Linked DNA regions of Homo sapiens: all the other regions are linked to region 3. Evidence: read pairs that join two places in POLR2A ChIA-PET (ENCODE). Cell type or tissue: GM12878. All regions are shown on one strand.

Evidence for each region. ChIA-PET counts read pairs that join two places held together with the same protein. Peaks named below come from ENCODE experiments on the same cell type or tissue, not always from the same donor. Only the 100,000 strongest peaks of a DNase experiment are listed, where the experiment ranks them.
Region 1: POLR2A ChIA-PET joins it to region 3 with 10 read pairs; 4 of 35 experiments call an interaction of 5 or more read pairs at or near these places.
Region 2: POLR2A ChIA-PET joins it to region 3 with 11 read pairs; 8 of 35 experiments call an interaction of 5 or more read pairs at or near these places.

Annotation. Positions count from the first base shown.
Region 1 is chr15:72,094,758-72,102,757 of GRCh38, reverse strand. All of the region lies in intron 1 of MYO9A (myosin IXA), which reads left to right. Among named protein-coding and RNA genes, the nearest start is that of MYO9A, 19 kb to the left of the region's middle. RefSeq lists an enhancer at 180-690. In GM12878, no CTCF peak of the experiment used is centred here; no DNase peak of the experiment used is centred here.
Region 2 is chr15:72,172,367-72,180,366 of GRCh38, reverse strand. All of the region lies in intron 1 of GRAMD2A (GRAM domain containing 2A), which reads left to right. Among named protein-coding and RNA genes, the nearest start is that of GRAMD2A, 21 kb to the left of the region's middle. In GM12878, no CTCF peak of the experiment used is centred here; no DNase peak of the experiment used is centred here.
Region 3 is chr15:72,233,091-72,241,090 of GRCh38, reverse strand. No RefSeq gene overlaps it. Among named protein-coding and RNA genes, the nearest start is that of PKM, 5.9 kb to the right of the region's middle. RefSeq lists cis regulatory regions at 2,972-3,058, 3,193-3,817, 3,866-3,986, enhancers at 3,369-3,588, 2,799-3,998 and a silencer at 3,412-3,622. In GM12878, no CTCF peak of the experiment used is centred here; a DNase peak (open chromatin) is centred at 3,470; H3K4me3 peaks cover 626 bases; H3K27ac peaks cover 902 bases.

The DNA.
Region 1 (8,000 bases), 140 kb after region 3:
GTTCAACCTTTCCTCATTAAGCATGGTGTAGGCTTTGTAGATACCTTTTATCGAATCAAGGAAGCTTCTGTTTTTCTTTTGCCAAGACTCCATTAGAGACGTGTATAACTACTGAATTTTCTTGGATTTTTTTGAGATGTGGTTGATTGTATTGATTGGCTTTCTGATATATCTGTTATTTCTGGATTCAGAGTCCAGAGTGCTCACCATTACACCATGGAACCACCTAATCTGTTATTTCTTTTTTTTTTTTTTTTTAAATTTATTTATTTTTTATTGATAATTCTTGGGTGTTTCTCACAGAGGGGGATTTGGCAGGGTCATAGGACAATAGTGGAGGGAAGGTCAGCAGATAAACAAGTGAACAAAGGTCTCTGGTTTTCCTAGGCAGAGGACCCTGCGGCCTTCCGCAGTATTTGTGTCCCTGGGTACTTGAGATTAGGGAGTGGTGATGACTCTTAACGAGCATGCTGCCTTCAAGCATCTGTTTAACAAAGCACATCTTGCACCGCCCTTAATCCGTTTAACCCTGAGTGGACACAGCACATGTTTCAGAGAGCACAGGGTTGGGGGTAAGGTCACAGATCAACAGGATCCCAAGGCAGAAGTTTTCTTAGTACAGAACAAAATGAAAAGTCTCCCATGTCTACTTCTTTCTACACAGACACGGCAACCATCCGATTTCTCAATCTTTTCCCCACCTTTCCCGCCTTTCTATTCCACAAAGCCGCCATTGTCATCCTGGCCCGTTCTCAATGAGCTGTTGGGCACACCTCCCAGACGGGGTGGTGGCCGGGCAGAGGGGCTCCTCACTTCCCAGTAGGGGCGGCCGGGCAGAGGCGCCCCTCACCTCCCGGGCGGGGCCGCTGGCCGGTCGGGGGCTGACCCCCCCACCTCCCTCCCGGACGGGGCGGCTGGCCGGGCGGGGGGCTGACCCCGCCACCTCCCTCCCGGACGGGGCGGCTGGCCTGGCAGAGGGGCTCCTCACTTCCCAGTAGGGGCGGCCGGGCAGAGGCGCCCCTCACCTCCCAGACGGGGCGGCTGGCCGGGCGGGGGGCTGACCCCCCCCACCTCCCTCCCAGACGGGGCGGCTGGCCGGGCGGGGCCTGACCCCCCCACCTCCCTCCTGGATGGGGCGGCTGGCCGGGCAGAGGGGCTCCTCACTTCCCAGTAGGGGCGGCCGGGCAGAGGCGCCCCTCACCTCCCGGACGGGGCGGCTGGCCGGGCGGGGGGCTGACCCCCCCACCTCCCTCCCGGACGGGGCGGCTGGCCGGGCGGGGGGCTGACCCCGCCACCTCCCTCCCGGACGGGGCGGCTGGCCTGGCAGAGGGGCTCCTCACTTCCCAGTAGGGGCGGCCAGGCAGAGGCGCCCCTCACCTCCCAGATGGGGCGGCTGGCCGGGCGGGAGGCTGACGCCCCGACCTCCCTCCCGGACGGGGCGGCTGGCCTGGCGGGGGGCTGAACCCACCTCCCTCCCTGACGGGGCGGCTGGCCGGGCGGGGGGCTGACCCCCCCACCTCCCTCCCGGACGGGGCGGCTGGCCGGGCAGAGGGGCTCCTCACTTCCCAGTAGGGGCGGCCAGGCAGAGGCACCCCTCACCTCCCAGACGGGGCGGCTGGCCGGGCGGGAGGCTGATGCCCCGACCTCCCTCCCGGACGGGGCGGCTGGCCTGGCGGGGGGCTGAACCCCCCACCTCCCTCCCTGACGGGGCGGCTGGCCGGGCGGGGGGCTGACCCGCCTACCTCCCTCCCGGACGGGGCGGCTGGCCAGGCGGGGGGCTGACCCCCCCACCTCCCTCCGGGACGCGGCGGCTGGCCGGGCGGGGGGCTGACCCCCCCCACCTCCCTCCCGGACCGGGCGGCTGGCCGGCGGGGGGCTGACCCCCCCCACCTCCCTCCCGGACGGGGCGGCTGGCCGGGCGGAGACGCTCCTCACTTCCCAGACGGGGTGGCTGCCGGGCGGAGAGGCTCCTCATTTCTCAGACGGGGCAGCTGCCGGGTGGAGGGTCTCCTCACTTCTCAGACGGGGTGGTTGCCGGGCAGAGGGTCTCCTCACTTCTCAGACGGGGCGGCGGGGCAGAGATGCTCCTCACCTCCCAGACGGGGTCGTGGCGGGGCAGAGGTGCTCCTCACATCCCAGACGGGGCGGCGGGGCAGAGGTGCTCCCCACATCTCAGATGATGGGCGGCCGGGCAGAGACGCTCCTCACTTCCTAGATGTGATGGCGGCCGGAAAGAGGCGCTCCTCACCTCCTAGATGGGATGGCGGCCGGTCGGAGACGCTCCTCACCTCCCAGACTGGGCAGCCAGGCAGAGGGGCTCCCCACATCCCAGACGATGGGTGGCCAGGCAGAGACGCTCCTCACTTCCCAGACGGGGTTGTAGCGAGCCGAGACCACGCCACTGCACTCCAGCCTGGGCACCACCGAGCACTGAGTCTTCACATCTGTTATAGCTCAGAGTGATCTGCACGCCTCGGCCTCTCAAAGTGCTGGGATTCCAGGTGTGAGCCACCACACCTGTCTAATTTTTCTATTTTTTGTAGAGACAGGTTTCACCATGTTGGCCAGGCTGGTCTTGAACTCCGGACGTCAGGTGATCCGCCCGCCTCGGCACCCCAAAGTGTTGGGATTCCAGGTGCAAGCCACCACACCTGTCTAATTTTTCTATTTTTTTAGAGATGGGGTCTTGCTATACTGCCCAGGCTGGTCTCAAACTCCTGACCTCAGGTGATCCGCCTGCCTCACCTCCCAGAGTGCTGGGATTACCCTAATCTGTTATTTCTGATGTTAGTTTTTATCCCTTTTTCCATTCCTGATCCTTTGCTTTTTTTTTTTTTTTTTTTTTTTTGAGACCAAGTCTTGCTCTGTCACCCAGGCTGGAGGGCTGGAGTGCAGTGGCTCGATCTCGGCTCACTGCAGCCTCAGCCTCCTGGGTTCAAGCAGTTCTCCTGTCTCAGCCTCCTGAGTAGCTGGGACTACAGGCGCATGCCACCATGCCCGACCAATTTTTATGTTTTTAGTAGAGTCAGGGTTTCACCATATTGGTCAGGTTGGTCTCAAACTCCTGGCTTCAGGTGATCCACCCGCTCAGCCTCCCAAAATTCTGGGATTACAGGCATGAGCCACCGCGCCCAGCCTTGGTTTTTTTTTCTTTTTTTGAGACAAGGTCTCGCTGTTGCCTAGGCTGGAGTGCAGTGATGTGACCACGGCTGGCTGCAGTCTTGACCTCCCAGGCTCGAGTGATTCTACCACCTCAGGATCCTGAGTAGCTGGGACTACAGGTGTGTGTCACTAGACCTGGCTAATTTTTTTTTCTTTTTTTTTTTTTTTTTTTTGGGGCAGGGTCTTGCTCTATTGCCCAGCATCTCGGCTCATTGCCAACCTCTGCCTCCCAGGTTCAAGCGATTGTTGTGACTCAGCCTCCTGAGTAGCTGAGACCACAGGTGTGCACCACTACACCTAGCTGACTTTTGTATTTTTTAGTGGAGATGAGGTTTCACCATGTAGGCCAGACTGGTCTGGAACTTCTGGCCTCAGTTGATCTGTCTGCCTCAGCCTCCCAAAGTGCTGGATTACAGGTGTGAGGCCCTGCCCCTGGCCTGGACCTGGCTACTTTTTGAGTTTTTGTAGAGATGAGGTCTTGGCTGTGTTGCCAGGGTTGATCTCGAACTTCTGGGCTCAAATGATCTTTCTGCCTCCGCTTCCCAGTATTGGAATTACAGGTGTGAGCTACTGTGTCTGGCCTCTTTTTCTTTTTAATTTCTTAATTATTTTTGCCAGAGGTTTGCCAATTTATAGTTGTTTTTTTTTTTAAATACAACTTCTGGCTTTGATGGCCTTTACTATTTTGTTTTCTCTCTACTTATCACTTCTTCGTTTTTATCATTTCTTTTCTAACCAAAATATGATCACAGCAGTTTGTTTTGTTTTGTTTTGTTTTGTTTTTGAGATGGGGGTGTGGTCTCATTATATTGCCCAGGCTGGTCTCGAACTCCTGGGCTCAAGTAACCCTCCTGCCTCAGCCCCCTGGCTAGCTGGGGCTATAGGTGTGTGGCACCACACACACCTGATCACTTCTGTTATTTCCTTCCTACTTTCTTCAGGTTTATTTTGCAATTCTTTTTTATCTTCTGAATAGATAGCTCTCTAATTTTTTTTCCTATTATACTTATTTAGGGTTATACATTTTCCCATGAAGTATTGCTTTAATTGCATCTCACAAGTTTTGAAATGTAGTTTTGTTATTTATTTCAAAATATTTTTCATTTATTGGTCACATATATTATTTAGGAGTATATTTAAAAATTTCCAAATAAGTGACAATTTTTAGTATGTTAGTTATCTATTGTTGCATAACCAGTTAAGCCCAAAACTTAGTGGCTTATTATCCTTTACAGTTTTGGTGGGTTAGGAATTCAGGAGTGGTTAAACTTGGCATTTCTGTGTTAGTTCCCTTCCATGTGGGTTTTTCCATGAAACTTTAACTGTTGTCAGGGCATGGTCAGTGGAATTCCTGAGAGAGAGAGCATACCAGATAGAAGCCATGTTGCCATTTATGACCTAGCCTTGTTTCTGCATTCTGGTGATCCAGAGTTACAGAGCTCCATTCATGTTTGAGGAGGAGGAAGCATAGGGAAAAGTGTCAAGTCACATTGTAAAAGTATGTGTGGGATGGGGTATATGCTGGTGTGGACATCTTTGAAAAATACATTTGTTATGCCCACTCATCTTTTTTATACTGATTTCTAGTTAATTGTTTTCAGAGGAAATGATCTTATAGTTTCAGTGGTCTTTCTTTTTCTGTTTCTTCTTTTTTTTAAAAAAATTTTTATTTTATTTATTTATTTTTGAGATGGAGTCTCGCTCTGTCACCAGGCTGGAGTGAAGTGGTGTGATCTCGGCTCACCGCAACCTCTGTCTCCTGGGTTCAAGCGATTCTCCTGCCTCAGCCTCCTGAGTAGCTGAGACTACAGGCGCACGCCACCATGCCCAGCTCATTTTTGTATTTTTAGTAGAGACATGGGGTTACACCATGTTGGCCAGGATGGTCTTGATCTCTTGACCTCATGATCCGCCCACCTTGGCCTCCCAGTTTTTAAATATTTTTGTTTCACCATCTCAGTCTTTCTTTTTCTGGATCTCCAGTTTATATACAGGCATACTTCTGATATATTTAAGTTCAGTTTCAGACCACTGCAATAAAGCAAATATTGTAATAAAGTGAATATTGCAGTAGAGCAAGTCACATGAAACTTTTGTTTTCCCATTGCGTATAAGACTTATGTTTATACTGTACTATAGTCTATTTAAAGTGTATAATAGCACCATGTCTACAAAAATATCCACACATTGATTAGAAAATATTAAAAAAATGCTAACGGTCATCGGTCATCTGAGCCTTCATTGAATTGTAATCTTTTTGCTGGTGGAGGTTCTTTACTTCATGGTGGTGGCTGCAGACTAATCAGGATAGTGGATGCTGAAAGTTGGAGTGGATGTGGCAATTTCTTGAAATAAGACAATGACGTATGCTGCATCAGTGGACTGTTCCTTTAATGAAAGATTTGTCTGTAGCATGCAGTGCCATTTGATAGCATTTTATGCACAATATAACTTTTTTCAAAATTGGAGTCAGTCTTCTCAAACCCTGCAGCTGCTTTATCAACTATGTTGATGTAATATTATACATACTTCGTTGTCATTTCAACAGTGTTCTCAGCATCTTCTCAAGGAGTAGATTCTATCTCAAGAAACCACTTTCTTTGGTCATCAGTAAGAAGCAGCTTATCATCTGTTCATGTTTTATTGTGAGATTGCTGCAGTTCAGTCATATCTTTAGGCTCCATTTTAAATTCTAATTATCTTTGTTTCCACCACATCTGCAATTCCTTCTTCCACTGAAGTCTTGAAGCCATCAAAGTCATCCATGAGGCTTGGGAACAACCTCTTCCAAACTCCTGTTAATGTTATGTTGACCTCTTCCCACGAGTCATGAATGTTCTTAATGGCACCCAGAAAGGTGAATTCTTTACAGAAGGTTTTACGTTTACCTTGCCCAGATCCATAAGGGGAATCACTGTCTATGGCAGCTAAAGCCTCATGAAATATTTTAAATAATAAGACTTGAAAGTTAAAATTACTCCTTGATCCATGGGCTGCAGAGTGGATGTTGTGTTAGCAGGTGGGAAAACATTAATCTCCTTGTACATCTTTAACAGAGCCCTTGGGTAACTAGGTGCATTGTCAATAAGCAGTAGTATTTTGAAGGAATCTTATTTTTCTGAGCAGTAGGTCTCAACGGTGGGCTTAAAACATTCAGTAAACCTTACTGTCAACAGATGTGTTGTCATTCAGGCTTTGTTTTTCCATTTAGAGAGCAAAGGCAAAGTAGATTTAGTGTAATTTTGTTGTTGTTGTTCCCTGAGACAGGATCTCACTGTTGCCCAGGCCGGAGTGCGGTGGTGTGATCTCAACTAACTACAGCCTCTGCCTCCTGGGTTCAGGTGATTCTCCCACCTCAACCTCCTGAGTATCTGGGACTACAGGCCTGCACCACCATGCCCAGCTAATTTTTTTTTTTCTTTTTTTTTTTTTTTTGAGACAGTCTCGCTCTGTCACTCAGGCTGGAGAGTATAGTGGCGTGATCTTGGCTCACTGCAACCTCTGCCTCCTGGGTTCAAATGATTCTCCTGCCTTAGCCTCTCAAGTAGCTGGGATTACAGGCTCCCACCACCATGCCCAGCTAATATTTTTAGTAGAGATGGGGTTTTTCCAAGTTGGCCAGGTTGGTCTCAAACTCTTGACCTCAGGTGATCTACCCACCTTAATTTTTGTATTTTTTATAAAGACGAGGTTTCACCATGTTGGCCAGGCTGGTCTTGAACTCCTGACCTCAGATGATCCGCTTGCCTCAGCCTCCCAAAGTGCTGGGATTACAGGCGTGAGCCACCACATCTGGCCTTGATTTAGCGTTAATTCTCAAGAGCCCTAGGATTTTCAGAATGGTCAATGAGCATTGGTTTCAGCTTAGTCATTAGCTGCCTTAGCCCCTAGCAGGAGAGGCAGCCTGTTCTTTGAGGCTTTGAAGCCAGGCATTCACTTCTAATTATGAAAGTCCTAGATGACATATTTTTCCAACACAAGGCCGTTTTGTCACATTAAAAATCTGTTGTTTAGTGTAGCCACCTTCATCAATTATCTTAGCTGGATCTTCTGGATAACTTGCTCCAGCTACTATGCCACCACTTGCTGCTTTACCTTGCACTTTTATGTTGTGGAGGCGGCTTCTTTCCTTAAATCTCATGCATCAACACTGCTAGTGTCCAACTTTTCTTCTATAACTTTCTCACCTCTCTCAGCCTTCATAGAAGTGAAGAGAGGTAGAGACTTGCTCCAGATTAGGCTTTGGCATAAGGGAATGTTGTGGCTAATTTGATCTTCTTTCCAGACCACTAAAACTTTCTCCATATCAGTAGTAAGGTGGTTTTGCTATCTTATTTGTGTGTTCGCTGGAGTAGCACTTTTAATTTCCTTCAAGTTTTCCTTTGCATTCACAACTTGGCAAACTGTTTTGCACAAGAGGTCTAGCTTTTGGCCTGTCTAGGTTTTCAGCATGCCTTTCTCACTAAGCCTAATCATTCTAGGTTTTGATTTAAAGTGAGAGACATTTGACTCTTCCTTTCATTTGAATACTGAGAGGCCATTGTAGGGTTATTAATTGGCCTAATTTCAATATTGTGTGTTTCAGGCAATAGTGAGGCCCAACGAGAAGAAAGAGTCAGGGAACAGCTGGTCGATGGAGCAGTCAGAACACACATAACATTGATTGATTAAGTTCACTGTCTTATATGGTCATGATTTTTGGTGCCTCAGAACAATTACAGTAACATCAAAGATCACTGATCACAGATCACCATAACAGATATAATAATAAAAAAGTTTGAAGCTAGGTGTGGCGGCTTACACCTGTAATACAGGTGCTTTAGAAGGCTGAGGTGAGA
Region 2 (8,000 bases), 61 kb after region 3:
CTGGAAATGGCCAAGCCCCAAGTGGCCTGCCAAGAAAAAGTGGTCTATGAGCAGACCCGGGGGTGCCAGCTCAAATAGATGCCGCTCCAGCAGCGGGCATGATGGGACGAAGCCAGCAGCCGGCAGGGCACTCTCTGCAGAGCCGGCTCTGTGATTTGGCCTATGCTTTGTAGGAAATCCTGGATATCCCCAGGAGGAAAGCTTCCCGGTTTTAGCTGTTTGTCCCTGTCTGTCTCCGTGGCGACTGTTCTCACTGCACAGGCCTTTGAGCTCTGGGCAGGAGGGGGCAGCAATTGCTGGCCTCTAACCTCTGGTGGAGGGAGGAGAAGAAAGGGAGGCTGGGCCTGAGCTGAAGTTGGGTCGTGCCTCCGAGCCCATGGTGGTGGGAGGCAGTCACTGGGTGTGGCCCAGGTGTAGAGAGGGCCTTGCCGCGGCTGGTTCCTTGGACTGTAGTCCCAGTGGAAAGATTCAGGCATGGAGGACATGTATGGAGCTTTCTGGGTGCCTTTGAGGCCCAGTGGTACCCCTGTCTTCACTTGCCGTGGGTAGATGCCCCTCTAGGTATCCTTCAAGGATGTGATGGGACAGAGGCTAACACAGCGCTCACCAGTGCTAGTCGGGGACGTCCTGCTCAATGGGCAGGGTTATGGGTGTCCCCAGCCCCACCCCAGACTGAGTCAAGACCTCTTGCAGATCCTCACAGTAGCCCTGACGATCTGCAGGTCACAGAGGGGATAATTTTTTTCTCTGTTTGCCATTTTGTGGAGACACAAATGCAGGAGTTAATGGGCATCTTAGGGGAGCCAGTTCGTGCTCTCCTAGACTGGAGGCCTGGCCCATGGCCCCCTGCTTCTCTCTGCCTCCTGCCCCCTCTTCCCTCGCTCTAGAGCCAGTCTCCGGGGGCACCCAGAGGTTCAGCTCTAGTGTAGCTGCAGCTCGCACCTACCTGGCTCTCTCTCGCCTGTTCCCTCCTGGCTGCATACCTCCACATCTCGGATTTCCCAGTTAGGATTCCTTAGGAAGGGAATCTGACAGGCCGGCTCATCTTTTCACTCTAAAGAGGCTGCTGGTCAGCTTGTGATGGCTTTTCCTGGGCCTGGAGCACACCATGGTTCCGCTGGCTGTGGCCAGGGTCACTTGGTAGGTCTTGGGAAGATAGGCCTCTGGCCCTCCACATCCCCCCTTCATCTCAAAGCTGCTACAGGCAGTGATGGGAGAGCAAGCCCGTTCCCGGCCTGGGTGTTCTCAGAACCCTTCCTGGAAGAAGGGATTGTGATGAGGTTGAGTTCCCGCCCCTCTGGAGCCCGCTGCCAGGGGAGCTGAGTGGGACCCCAACTCACTAAGCCTCACCCCCTTACACTCAGTATGAGACTCGATTATTGGATTTTTCTCCCCTCCTCCAGTCAGTGGAAAGGACAAAGCAGTTGTCCTAGATATGGAATGTCATCTGAGAAAATAAAAAGGGAGGTACAGCTTCTATGAAAGTGCAAGACAGCCGGGCCGGGTGGCTCACAACTGTAATCCCAGCACTTTGGGAGGCCGAGGCGGGCGGATCACAAGGTCAGGAGATCAAGACCATCCTGGCTAACACGGTGAAACCCCTTCTCTACTAAAAATACAAAAAATTAGCCGGGCGTGGTGGCGGGCGCCTGTAGTCCCAGCTACTCCGGAGGCTGAGGCAGGAGAACGGCACGAACCCAGAGGCAGAGCTGGCAGTGAGCCGAGATTGCGCCACTGCACTCCAGCCTGGGCGATAGAGCAAGACTCCATCTCAAAAAAAAAAAAAAAAAAAAAAAAAGAAAGTGCAAGACAGCAATAATGACATTATTTTTGCAAAAGAAGGAAATTACCTTTTATCTTCAAGTTTCAGCACATTGATGATAATAAGCCTGCCTCTCTCCACAGAATCCTAGTTTGCCATCAGGAAAGGTCTTGTCACCCAGTTTCTGACTGTGTGTGAGGACTGTGGCCCTGAGAGCACATAGGGAGTCTCTCGGGAAGGACACAGTGTGGTTCAGAGCCGGCCTCTGCCACCTGGAAAAGCTGGTCTTGTGACTTCTGTGGTACAACCTAGGAAATGGGCCCCCAGGCCTTAAACAGATGAAGGAAAGCTTATTGACAGTGGGGTTCCCTGCCTTGTCAAGGAAGTTCCTGAAACTCAAGAGGGCCAGGGTGAAGAAGGCTCAGGAGGGTCAGGACCCCAGTTTCAGAGCCCAGGCAGGTGGATTGGCCTTGGAGAGAAGCCACAAAGAAAGGAGGGGTGGGGGCAGGATTCTTCCCATGGTTTCTTAGTTGGCTGGGGGTTTACAATCACCTGGGAGCCTTTAAAAGCTAAAGCCGGCCAGGTGCGGTGGCTCACGCCTATAATCCCAGCACTTTGGGAGGCCGAGGCGGGTGGATCACTTGAAGTGAGGGGTTCAAGACCAGCCTGGCCAACATGGTGAAACCCCGTCTCTGCTAAAAATACAACAATTAGCTGGGCGTGTTGGCACACGCCTGTAATCCCAGCTACTCAGGGGGCTGATACATGAGAATCTCTTGAACCTGGGAGGTCGAGGCTGCAGTGAGCTGAGATTATGCCACTGCCCTCCAACCTCGGTGAAAGAGTGAGACTCTGTCTCAAAAAGAAAAAAAGAAGCTGAACATACACCTGCCTTATGACCTAGAGCTTCTAATCCTAAGTGTTTACCCACGGAAGTGAATACTTGCATGCACAAGACTGGTACTACAATTTTCATAGCACTTTCATAAGAGGCAAAAACTGGAAACTGCCTAAATGTCCATCAGTAGTAAAACGAATAAATAAATTGTGGTCTATCCATATTTCAAATGCATTGCTGAGTAAAAGCAGACACATACACGAGTATGTATGGTATGATTCTGTTCATTTAAAGTCCCAAAAGCAGCAAAAGCACTCTGTGGTGCTGGAAGTCAGGATGATGGCTATCCATGGCCAGGAGGGTGTGGCCAGTGAAACCAGAGGAAGCAGCGGGTAGTTCTGGGGGCCTGGTTCCCAGGTGTGTACTCGTTTGTGAAATGCATTGAATTGTACATTTACTTAACATGTGCTTTTCTATATGTAAATAATACTTCAACAACAATTTAAGAAATCTATAGTTATTTAAATGCTATTCCCAGATATTCTGATTTAACTGGTTTGAGACAGAGCTCAGGCATCATTTTTTTTTTTTTTTAAAGGACTGCAGGCTGAGCACAGTGGCTCATGCCTGTAATCCGAGCACTTTAGAAAGCCGAGGTGGGAGAATTGCTTGAGGCCAGGACCAGCCTGGGCAACAGAGCAAGACCTTATCTCTATAAAAAAATTTTTTAAAAAATAGCTGGGCATGGTGGCATACACCTGTAGTTTCACCTACTTTGGGAGGCTTAGGCAGGAGGATCACTTGAGCCCCAGGAAGTTGAGGCTGTGGTGAGCTATGATTGCACCACTGTGTTCCAGCCTGGGCAACAGAGCAAGACTCCATCTCTTAAAAAAAAAAAAAAAAAAAAAAAAAGCACTGCAGGTGATTCTAATGTGCACCCAGCGGCTACACTTTAGAGTTAAAAGGAGAGTGTCCTTTCCCCCTGAAGTAGGAGGTGAGCTGAGTGAGAAGTGCAGGTGGAGTGAAGAGACCTTGTCGGGGGATCTGGAGCAGCCACTGGGGGGAAGAGTCCCAGGTCCAGCCTATTGAGCCCCAGTTTGCGAAGTTTTATCCAGGACAGATGTCCACGAAGCTTCCTGTCCTTGGATGGCTATTTCCCTGGTTTCTGGGTTTGTACTGTCGGGGCCTGTTGCCATGATGTGTTTTTGTTTGGAAGAGAACAGTGGTGTTTTCAGGTCTCTGCTTGGAGCTCGCTGGGGCTGAGCGTCCTGGCTGGCTGCACAAAAGGGTGGAGCTGTCTTTGGCCTGGCCTTGAGAAGAGTTGGCAGGACCCACAGGGTCCACAAGAAGTCAGCTTGGGAGAGTGCGGTCACCTCCTTGGAGGAGGAGATGCCCAAGGGGACCACCCCACCCCAGCTGTGGGGAAGGCCCTGCCTGTGACCACGCAGGCCCGGCTGAGATTTGTGCTTCAGCATCAGCCACAGGCTTGGCCACTGCCAGAGGCTTGGATGAGTACTGGAGGGAGGTTTGCCCTGTGGTTAGGAAGGGCTGGGAAGGCTGGGGGAGTGTTGCCAGGGCATGGCCCGCCCAGGTGTGTGCAGCCCACTGGAGACAGGAGGGGCCCAGCCTGTGCTTTCACCCAAATACCCCATCCTGCCCAGACCCTTTATTCTTTGCTTGGGCCTCCTACCTCCCACCTGAGTTCCTCTTTGATCAGTCAGCCACCCTGGGCTGAGTGCCTTGAGGTACCGAACCAGAGCTCCTGGAGGAAAGGGCCCTGCTGTGGGGGACCCCATCAGCTCCTGTCCAGCCTGTCCCCTCCTTTCCTGCTGGGTGTGTCATTCTCTGCGCCCCCTCACTCTTACTGCCTTGCTTTTTCCTCTGCTTCTCCCTTTTGGGGTGTTATCTCTTTTTCCCTGTCTCTCCTTCATTCATTCAGCAAACACTGGGTGCTGGCTGTATGCTGGGGATACAGAGATGTACGGGACACGCCCTTGCTGGAGCTCAGAGTCAACTGGGGGACACAGATGTGTAAACAGACAAGCACACTCTGGTGTGGTAAGTGCTGGGGCAGCAGCCTGCAAGAAGCGACAGTGGACCACAGAAGAGGGATGAGCCCCTCTGCTGGGGGAAACTGAGGAAGGCTTCACAGAGGTGGTGACGTTTCACCTGGGGCTTGAAAGATGACCGGAACTCCCCAGGTAGATAAGCATGAGAAGGGTAAGCAGGTATGCAGGCAAAGCACGCAGGTGTGAAGGGCTGCTGTGGCATAGAAGTGAAGGTGCTGGGCTGTACTGCAGGGGAGGGAATGACGGGCGATGAGGCTGGAAAGCAGGAAGGTCTGGGAGGCCAGCTGAAGAAGTGACGGGAAGTGAAGAAGGAGCATCAGCAGGAGAGTGGCAGGATCAGACCCGGGCCCCAGCTGGCCCTCTGGGCAGTGTGCATGTGGGAGAGAGGCAGTGTGTACCCGCACAGCCGGAGGCAGTTTTGGTCAGGGAGCTGTTGCCAGCATCTGGGAAAAGGATTGTGGCCTGGGCTTGCGTGGTGTAGTGGGAATGAGAAAAGAGATGGTTTTATGGGTTATCTTGGGGGGGACCTGAGGGCTTGATTGGCTGTGGAGGTGAGGAGAAGAATGAGTGGAGTATTCTGGCCTGGGTAACTGTGGGGAGACAGAGCCTTTCACAGACATTGGATGCCAAGGAGGAAGTGGGTTTGGGGGGCCGCTACTGAGATTACATGCATGGACACGTCTAGATGGCAGGGGGTGAAGCTCGGGAGGGTGTGGGTGTCAAGGTTACAGAGGTAGACTTGGGAGTGACTGCCTGGTGTGGGTATTTGGAGCCTGGGGGAGGTGTGCAGAGCAGAATGCCTGTGTCAGGTGCACCACGAGGCCCCTAGACTCCTGTGTATCTGGGCTCCCACTCATTGCCCCCTCCTCTCCTGCCCTGTCTCCCCATTCTTGACATCTCCCTGTGCTGGTGCCATCCCTGCCCTCTGGCAGCTTCTCAGGCTGGGGAGCTCCCTACCTGCCTCATGATGTGAAAAGCTCAGGGAGTATTTTTTGCTGCATGGGGCTGGAGAGCAGGCAGACACCTCCTGTGCCCTCTAGGGAGGGGCCTTCCTGCCTTCAGACCATGCTCAGCCAGGGGAAGGGCCTCATCGGAGGATTTCCAATCTTTTGTACCTCCTTTAATGTCAAAACACTGCCACTCCCCTGCTCCATACCTCTCCTGACAGAAATTAGGTAGTTTTTTATGGCTTCCAGGACTCCTGACATGAATTCCACAGCTGGGGCATGGGGATGGGACGGGACTGGATGGGACAGAGCGGGAGGAGATGTGGTTCACAACCCACAGGGCATGAACACCTAGCGCGACAAAAAGTCTGTGAGTAGAGTCTACAGCGGCTGCCTGCAGGGTGGGGGACCAGGCTGAGCCCTGTGCTCTTGAAGCCTCCTTCTTGGCCCTCTGGGTCAGGGCCCAGCTGGTCACTGGGTGTCCCCTGCCTGAGTGGTTCTGCTGGTGAGTGCTCAGTGACCAGTCTGCCCTGTACTTCTTCAGGTGGCACTACTCCCATTTCTTTATTTTCATTCGTCAAAATAAACACTACAGGGGAGAAGACACCACTATTGAGTGGAAAGTGAACTGAAGATCGTTTTGAGAGCGCGGCAGGTTTACTCATTTTGGCCATAGGCAGGGTCTCTGAGCCAAGAGCATTATCAGCAGAGAGACAGGAGGAACTGGCTTCAGTGGGCAAACAGAAAGGAATGGCTTGCAACCATCCTCTTGATCATGTGTAAAGGAGTTGGCTTTTTTTTTTTTTTTTTTTTTTTTAGACAGAATTTCACTCTCGTCGCCCAGGCTGGACTGGAGTGCAATGGTGTGATCTCGGCTCACTGAAACCTCCACCTCCCGGGTTCAAGCGACTTTGCTGCCTCAGCCCCTTGAGTAGCTGGGATTACAGATGCCCGCCACCATGCCCAGCTAATTTATATATTTTTAGTAGAGATCGGGTTTCACCATGTTGGCCAGGCTGGTCTTGAACTCCTGACCTCAGGTGATCCACCTGCCTCAGCCTCCCAAAGTGCTGGGCTTACAGGCATAAGCCACTACACCTGGCCAGGAGTTGGCTTTTAATTTAAAGAGACTTGAAAGTTGGCCGGGTTTGGTGGCTGAGCCTGGTCTGAAGGCAGGAAAGCTCCTCCCTGGAGTTGTCGTGAGCGCCTGCTGCATGCTCAGCACTGGACTCAGGGGATTCAATGAAGGACCAGGCAGAGTCTGTGAGCCCCTGGAGATGCACAGTCATGGCACACAGACACAGTGTGACAGATGCTGAGCAGAGACTTCCGATCAGGGTGCTGTGAGTGAGTATCTGAAGCAGGGACTACTCACCTAGGCTGGGGGAGGGCTGAGGGAAGGCTTCTCTCCCTGAGACAGTCACATTTGAACCTAAGGATGTGTTTGGTTTAGAATCCATGCAAAGACATGGTTATCTATGCAAGATTAGATAATCCATGCAAGATTATAATTATACCCAGTTTCTAAGGCTCAGCTTCCTTTTCTCTAGGAACCCCACTGTATTTCAGTTCCCAGGGATCTGTGCATCCTCTGAGCTCCTGCAGTCCTGAGAATTTGACTCACATTCTCAAGCAACAGGCTCCCTGCCTCTGAAAGCACTGTCCAAGCTCCTTCCCATTGTCATCCCGTTCTATCCCTCATCCATCCTTCAGTCTGGGATGCAGGTTCTTCAGAGCTGAGCCCACAGAATTTTTCCCTGGCGGCCCCATGGATTCACTGCCAGGCCCACGCTGTAATGGCTCAGTGGTCTGACTTGCATATCTACTCCCCCCAGGCCTGTCCTGTGAGAGGACTGAGACCAAGCGAGAAACATACATGGAAGAAATAGATGGAATCTCCCATGCAGTAATTACACACAGGCACAGCAGAAATACCACAGACAAAAGAGAAACGACAAACTGGGGAAAACATCACAAAAATGATAAACTAAGGATTAACGTTCTCAATAAAGAATTTACAGGCCAGGTATGGTGGCTCACACCTGTAATCCCAGCACTTTGGAGAGGCCAAGGCAGGTGAATCACCTGAGATCAGGAGTTCAAGACCAGACTGGTCAACATGATGAAACCCCATCTCTGCTAAAAAATTTATATATATATAAATAAATTAGCCAGATGTGATGGCAGGTACCTGTAATCCCAGCTACTCGGGAGGCTGAGGCATGAGAATCACTTGAACCTGGGAGGCGGAGGTTGCAGTGAGCTGAGATCACACCACTGCACTCCAGCTTGGGTGACAGAGCAAGACTCTGTCTCCAAAAAAAAAAAAAAAGGCTAGGCATGGTGGCTCACACCTGTAATCCCAGCACTTTGGGAAGCTGAGG
Region 3 (8,000 bases):
GATTGGGACTGTTTATGTTGCATGGTATCAAAGTTGTGTCCATTTATTGTAGTATACTACAGATGTGTCAGCTTTTTAATCAGTGGATTAAAGGGAAACTTATCAGTTATGCAGATGAAACAAACCGAGAATATAGAATACCACTAATGACTATTAGTCAAAATTTAAAAGGGCCATTGAGGCCAGAGCAGCTAAGATTTACTGCCTTTAGGGCCTATTGCTTTCTGCACAAACCTGCCCAGTCTCCCTTGCTCTATATCTCAGGAACTGGACCCCTACTCTCTTTCTCCTCCAACCTGTTTCTTCAGGGTAAGTGAGGTTAGGGGAGAACTGGTGGGAGCAGGAAGTGGGGTTTGTCTCTAAGTCGAAATCTATAAAGACATCCTAAGGGAATGCAGCTTCACTTAATGAAACAACCCAATTTCACCAAGTTTAGTAAGGTGGTAAAGGAAGGCAGCTCTTTCTAGGAAGCCTAATTGTTGTAGTGAATTTTTTCTTCTCCCTGTTGAAATTCCCATTTCAGCCTTTTGCTGGCCTTTCAGGCTGTGCTTCATGTGCCCCAGATCCTTAGTTATAAGCATAGCTGTGTCAGTTGGACATTTCCAAATATTTTGTGAAAAAAAAATTTTTTTTTGAGACAGGGTCTTACTCTGTTGCCTTGACCTCCCAAGCTCAGGTGATCCTCCCACCTCAGCCTCCCAAGTAGCTGGGACCACAGGCAGGTGCCACCACACATGGATAATTTCCATACTTTTTGGAGAGATGGCGTTTTACCATGTTGCCCAGGCTGGTCTCCAACTCCTGGGCCCAAGCCATCTGCCTGTGTCAGCCTCTCAAAGTGCTGGGATTATATACTTTATGAAATATTAATGAAGAAAAACAGGAATATAAGCACAGAGAATACAAAAAGCATTAAATAAGCCTGGCATTTCAAGGATAGGGTTTTTTAATCTGTTATAGCTTGATTTACAAAGCACACTCTAGGCTACCTGTTGTCTTTCATCACCTTCACCGTACTTTAGAGGTACCTTCTTGCCTGGGTATCTTACCCTGGTTTTCAGTTCCTGACCTGCTTTAACATGCAAGTACCATTCTTAAGGTCCATCCCTCTAGAAGCTGTTTCTTAAACTTTGCTCATTCTTGATCAACACTAACACATTCTAATTTACAAGTCTCCTAAGCCCTCTTCTCCCATTCTGGTTTCAGGTCTAGGAAATAACCTCTTCACCAAGTAAATGACCTCATCACTGAGCCCACTCTGACTGAAATACCTGCCTCCTGAGAGGACTTTGTGCCCATCTCTGTAGTATTAGAGATAGCTGACCTTTTCTTTAGTTTTTACTAAGAAGGTGCTGACATTATGCTAAGCACTTTAATAATTTGCTAACACTTTGGATTACTTACTGTGTGCTTGGTATTAAAAATTTTCTTTTTTCTTTTCTTTTTTTTTTTTTTTTTTTTGAGATGGAGCTTCACTCTTTTTGCCCAGGCTAGAGTGCAGTGGTGTGATCTCGGCTCACTACAACCTCTGCCTCCTGAGTTCAAGTGATTCTCCTGCCTCAGCCTCCCGAGTAGCCGGATTATAGGCATGCACCACTACATCCAGCTAATTTTTTGTATTTTTAGTAGAGATGGGGTTTCACCATGTTGGTCAGGCAGGTCTCGAACTCCTGACCTCAGATGAGCCACCCACCTTGGCCTCCCAAAGTAGTGGGATTACAGGTGTGAGCCACTGCGCCCAGCCAGTATTATAAGTTCTCTACATATATTTACTCGTAATTCTCAGAACAAGCCTATGAAGTAGGCGTGATTATTCCTATTTTGTAGATGAGAAAGCAGAGGCACAGAGCATAAGTAACATATTCCACAGCTAGTGACAGGCAGCCTGACTCCAGATTGCTGTTCTGGTTCTATGCTGAAAAGTGTTCAAACTTTACAAATATTTTTTCATTTAATCCTGACAACAAAGCTGGAAGATAGGTTTTCTTCAGAGATCTTAAATAATGTATCTAAGGTCCCACAGCTGGTTATTGGCAATGTTAAGTTTTGCTTTTTGGTTTTTTTTGAGACTTGGTCTCATTGTCACCCAGGCTGGAGTGCAGTGGCGTGATCATAGCTCATGTAACTTTCAACTCCTGAGTATAAGTGATCCTCTTGCCTCAGCCTCCCAAGTAGCTATTACTACAGGCATGTGCCACCATGCCTGGCTAATTAAAAAAAATTGTTTTGTAGAAATGGGATCTTGCTATGTTGCCCAGACTGGTCTTGAATCGCTAGCCTCAAGCAGTCCTCTCAAAGTGCTAGGATTACAGGCATGAGCTACTGTGCGCAGCCAGTGCTGTTTCTAACTAGATCTGACCAACTCCAGAACCTGAGTTCTTTTAACCACTCTGTTATCCTAGATGGTCTCCAACTGTTCTCACTGATGTTCCAGCAACTGAACTTTGGTGTGTGGCTACTCAAATGGTATAACAACATTTCTGTTCAATTTCAAAGATTGTTAATAGATTTTTCTCAGTCGTAAGCATTTCTTATAGTTTCTCTGTATCACTGACATCCAATATAGCAGTACTAGCAAATGATGGAATGAGAAGGAACAAATGGTGTATATTACCAGAAAAACTCAAATAGCTGAGCTAGCCTTATGGGTGTCACTTTAAAAAAAAAATCATCTGTATAATAATCTTTTTATGCCAATAAAATTGTAATAAAGTTAAATACATCATTTCATAGTGCCACAGAAAAGCAATAGGACTTTTTGGATCTAAGAAGTTTAGAAGCCACAAATGATAATATCTTAACATATATGAGGTAAAACAAATATAATTAAAACCCCACAAACAACAAGAATGCCTTCATTGTAGGGAAACTTGGGTGGGACCCTGAGTTTCTGGAGAGGAATCCTCCCACAGCCTGGAGGGGGAATTGAGGTAAAGTTGCCCCTTTTCTCTGCCCAGGCCTGGTTCTTCTGGAGGTGGGGAAGCTGGAGCCTGTGAAACCCAGGTGTGAGCAACAAGGCATCCTCCACAGGGCCAAGCCTATTACAAATACCATACATACAGGTTGACAGCGGCCTCCTACTTTTCATGTAGTCCTGGGCTCAAGCAGTCTCACTTCATAGACCTAGACATGCTTGGTTAGGACTAGGGTCAGGAAAAGAACTATTTTCTTCATTAGTTCTGGGTACAGAGTAGATGGCTATTTTTATTTTATTTTTTATTTTTGTGGGTACATAGTAGGTATATATATTTATGGGTTACTTGAGTTATTTTGATACAGGCATGGAATGAACAATAATCACATCAGGGTAAATGGGGTATCCATCACCTCAAACATTTATCTGATTTTTAGGTTGAGAAATTACAAACCCCTGGAGTTTAACCTTCCGTTTCCCTCCTCCTGGTAATTTTCCATCAGGCAGGGTGTGACCATGACTCAGTTTGTGGTGAGGATGTGGCCATCCATTGGGGAGGAGCCTGCTCGATTCTGCCTTTCATTCTGGCTGGTGGGGAGAGGGGAGAAGAGTCTGGTGCTGAGTCATTACTGGGTTTCTTACCAGCTTCTCACAGGATGGATTCTGAGATGGAGGTCTGAGGGATGCCACAGCTTCTGGGACTAATTCAGGAGTGGTGTAGAGGAAGCTCTATGGATCGTGTAATTCCTTGTAGAGCCCTCCTACCCCAGGAGAAGTGGGAATAAGGTAGGCTGCAGCTCATTTGAAGATTCACTGGCTCCTTTGGAGCACAGGACTTGCCACAAATGCATCAGACCTCTCCTCCTCTCACAGTGAGCCAGAGATGCCACTCTTTAAGTTAAAAATTATTTTGCTTAGGAGAAGACCCAAAGTCTCCTCAGTCCTAGCTGTCCTTCCTGGGATAAGTGGGTCAGATTAGCTGGCAGCCAATGAGCAAGGGCAGACACAGGTGGAGAGTGGAAGTGTGTCAGGGAAAAAGCAGACTGGTGGAACTGAAGCCAGAGGGCTCCTTGGGAGGGAGTCACTTGATCAGGGCTTCACTGATGCCTTCTTGTTCTTCCAAATCTTGATTGATGCCCCATCTCATCCCCATATGCCATGTGTCAGGATGCTCCAGTCTCTGCCTCTCCTTGGGATGGAAAGTGCCAAAGTATATCCAGGCAGATTACTTTGGGGGGATAGGGTCTGTTTATAGTGCCACTTGCATCTTTGGGGACCTGAGCTCTGGCTACACTTAACAGGGAAAAAAAGAGCACAGGGCCTCGAAGGGAGTTGCTTGGTGGATAGGATTAGATCACTCTAACGGGGCTTTGTCCAGTGAGCCCAGCATTTCTGGGCTGGAGAAAGACTGCTGGAGGTCACATTGGTTGACAGGGTCACCTTGGCTAAGACTATACTTCCATCAGAGTGACCAAGGACTCCTTAAGCTTCTCCCTTCCATTCTAAGCACTGATGAGGTTGCAGGAGCCTGGGGAAACCTAGATACACAGTTGCATTCAGAAAACACTCAGTATTTGTTTAACTGTCCCTCCCCATGGCCACCCCCCACACCATGGCCTTGCCATACCTATCTCTATTCTAACCAATTTTCCATGCCTAGCTTGAATGTCTCCTCCATGAAGCATGCCCTTTCCACACAGACAGCCTGTTCTCTTTATCCCTAACTCCAAAGTCTAACTTTATCTTCCAGGATTTGTCTGGGGAAACTGATATGCCACCCTCATAGGCCTGAAGAAATTGTAGGAGTTTGAAGGAAGACCTAGAAAAAAAGTTCAGGCTGGGGGCAGTGGCTCATGCTTGTAATCCCAGCACTTTGGGAGGCCGAGGCAGGTGGATCACCTGAGGACAGGAGTTCAAGACCAGTCTGACCAACATGGCGAAACCCCGTCTGTACCAACAATACAAAAATTAGCTGGGCATGGTGGCGGGTGCATGTAATCCCAGCTACTTAGGAGGCTGAGGCAAGAGAATCGCTTGAACCCGGGAGGCGGAAGTTGCAGTGAGCTGAGATCACGCCATTGCACTCCAGCCTGGGCGACAGAGCAAGACTGTGTCTCAAAAAAACAAAAAAGTTCACCTGGGCTCGGTGCAGTGACCCACACCTGTAATCCCAGCACTTTGGGAGGCTGAGGCAAGCAGATCACTTGAGCCTAGGAGTTTGAGACCAGTCTGGGCAACAGTGAGACCCCATCTCTACATACTATTTATTTAGAGATGGAGTCTCCCTCTTGTCGCCCTGCCTGGAGTGCAATGGTACAATCTCAGCTCACTGCAACCTCCGCTTTCTGGGTTCAAGTGATTCTCCTGCCTTAGCCTCCTGAGTAGCTGGGATTACAGGCAGCCGCCACCACGCCTGGCTAATTTTTTCTATTTCTAGTAGAGACAGGGTTTCGCCATGTTGTCCAGGCTGGTCTCGAACTCCTGACCTCAGTTGATCCGCCCTCTTCAGCCTCCCAAAGTGCTGGGATTACAGGCGTGGGCCACCAAGCCTGGCCCTGGCTAATTTTTAAATTTCACATAGAGGCCGGGCGTGGTAGGCTGCCCTGGAAATTGTATTGTCCTGAGAGAACACTGCCATTTCAGATAGAGGCTAAGATGTCACATAATTGATGTAAAGCCTGTAATCTCACCCTCTTCATCAGGGCCAAAGCTTGTCTTTAGGCTCCAGGATTAGGTTCATTACAGTTTGTTGACACACTTACCACCCCTTCTCCAAGGACTCCCAATGATTTTAGAGAGTTAAACCATTAAACTGCAGATTCTGTGGTCAAGAATCCAAACAGAAAACATACCAATTTCCACTTTTACTCACACCCAAATCCAGTGAACCTAGCAGTTTCCCATCCCATCCTGGTCAAGTCCAGGAACACAGTGGAAGGGCTGGCTCTAGGGGGAGAAGCCTGTGTCCTCCTTCAGCAACCCCAGTTTCCTGTAGTCCCGACCTGTTACTGGGTCAAAGGAGTGATGGTCCAGAGAAGGGCAAGCTTAAATTCAGGAAAACATTCTGGCTCTGGTCAGAAGGTGTTTGTGGAAAAGCCAACTCAGACTGTATTTTTCCTCTGTTCTCATGCCACCACTACAACAATCAACACAGACTTCTGTGACCAAATATGTGGGGGATTTGCCCTCACACCAAACAGGCAATCAGTTCTGCTGCGGGCATCATCTGGGTGTCCTCCAATTCAATTCTGGCACTGTACCTGGAGATAATATCAGATCCCACAGGTTGAGGTCCCAGTCCCCAAGAATGCCCCTGGTTTGGACATCAGTAGTTAGTATGGGCCTCCAGAACTTCTGTCCGACCAACTTCAATTTGGGATTCCCATGATCCCCTTTTTGGGTTCAACCAATTTGCTACAGAGGCTCACAGAACTCAGGGAAACACATTTACTGGTTTATTACAAAGGATATTATAATGAATAAAGATGAAGAGATGCACAGGGCCAGGTATGGGGGAAGGGGCCTGGAAGCTCCATGCCCTCCCTGGGAGTGGCATCCTCCAGGAACCTCCTATCTGAAAGCCCTCCAAATCATGTCCTCGTAGGCCTTTTATGAAAACTTCCTTGGATAGGCATGATTGATAACCATGTAGAAATATGCTTGGACCAAAAGGTATGATCTCATAGTGATACTCTAGACTGAGTGAGGGAACCCAGCAAGGACTGTCGAGATTTGTCTTGGCCTCTGTGCAGCATCCCTTCCTCCAAGGTACAGGGCAGGACCCCTTCTGAAATGGGGGTCTTGCAACCTACAATCAGAAAAGATATGACAAATAACTTATTTATAGCCAGCTCCAAGACACAAAGTTGGGGGAAGATTTCTGCCTTGGGGGAAAAGGAACAGGTGAAAGGAAGGCAGAAGAAGGCCAGAGAGGGAGAGAGAGAGAATTCTGTTCTCTGAGGCCTGCTTCTGAGCCTAAAGTGCCCCCAACATTATAAACAAAAGACTAACAAGAGCTGTGGGAGTTATAAGCAAGGAACTTTGGATGAAAACTTCTGTGTGTGTGTGTGTGTGTGTGTGTGTGTGTCACAAGGACAGCCCTCCAGGACTAGTCAATTCCCAAAGAAAGAGGATGCCTATTGGGCAGTGTTGGAATCATTCACATACATCATCAAACTCCACCATAAAAGTAAATTGTCCTCAATTTACTTTTGAGGAACTGGACTTCTACACATTAAATTACAATATTTGGTCATAGGGAACTGGAACTAAGGTATGATGGAACCCAAGCTTGATCTTTTTTTGTTTGTTTGTTTGAGACAGAGTCTCGCTGTTAGCCAGGCTGGAGTGCAGTGGCACAATCTCGGCTCACTGCAACCTCCGCGTCTCGGGTTCAAGCGATTCTCCTGCCTCAGCCTCCCGAATAGCTGGGACTACAGGTGCATGCCACCACGCCCGGCTAATTTTTTGTATTTTTAGTAGAGATGGGGTTCGCTGTGTTAGCCAGGATGGCCTCGATCTCCTGACCTCGTGATCTGCCCGCCTCGGCCAACCAAAGTGCTGGGATTACAGGCGTGAGCCAATGGCTGGCACCAGGCCTCCAAGCTTGATCTTCTATACTGTGCTACTTATCGGCAAAAAGAAAATTACCTTCAGTGTGACAAATTTTTACTATGCACTTGTTTGTTTATTTATTTATTTATTTATTTATTTATTTATTTATTTATTTGAGACGCAGTCTCGCTCTGTTGCCAAGGCTGGAGTGCAGTGGCGCGATCTCGGCTCACTGCAACCTCTGCCTCCTGGGTTCAAGCGATTCTCTTGCCTCAGCCTCCCGAGTAGCTGGGACTACAGGCGCCCGCCACCATGCCCGGCTAATTTTTGTATTTTTAGTTGAGACAGGGTTTCACCATGTTGGCCAGGATGCTCTCGATCTCCTGACCTCGTGATCCTACCGCCTCTGCCTCCAAGTGCTGGGATTACAGGCCTGAGCCACCGCACCCGGCCTACTATGCACCTAATGTGAGCAACGATTCGCTGGATTTGTCTCTGCCAGAGGCTCGTGGACAGCATTTCTAGAACTGTC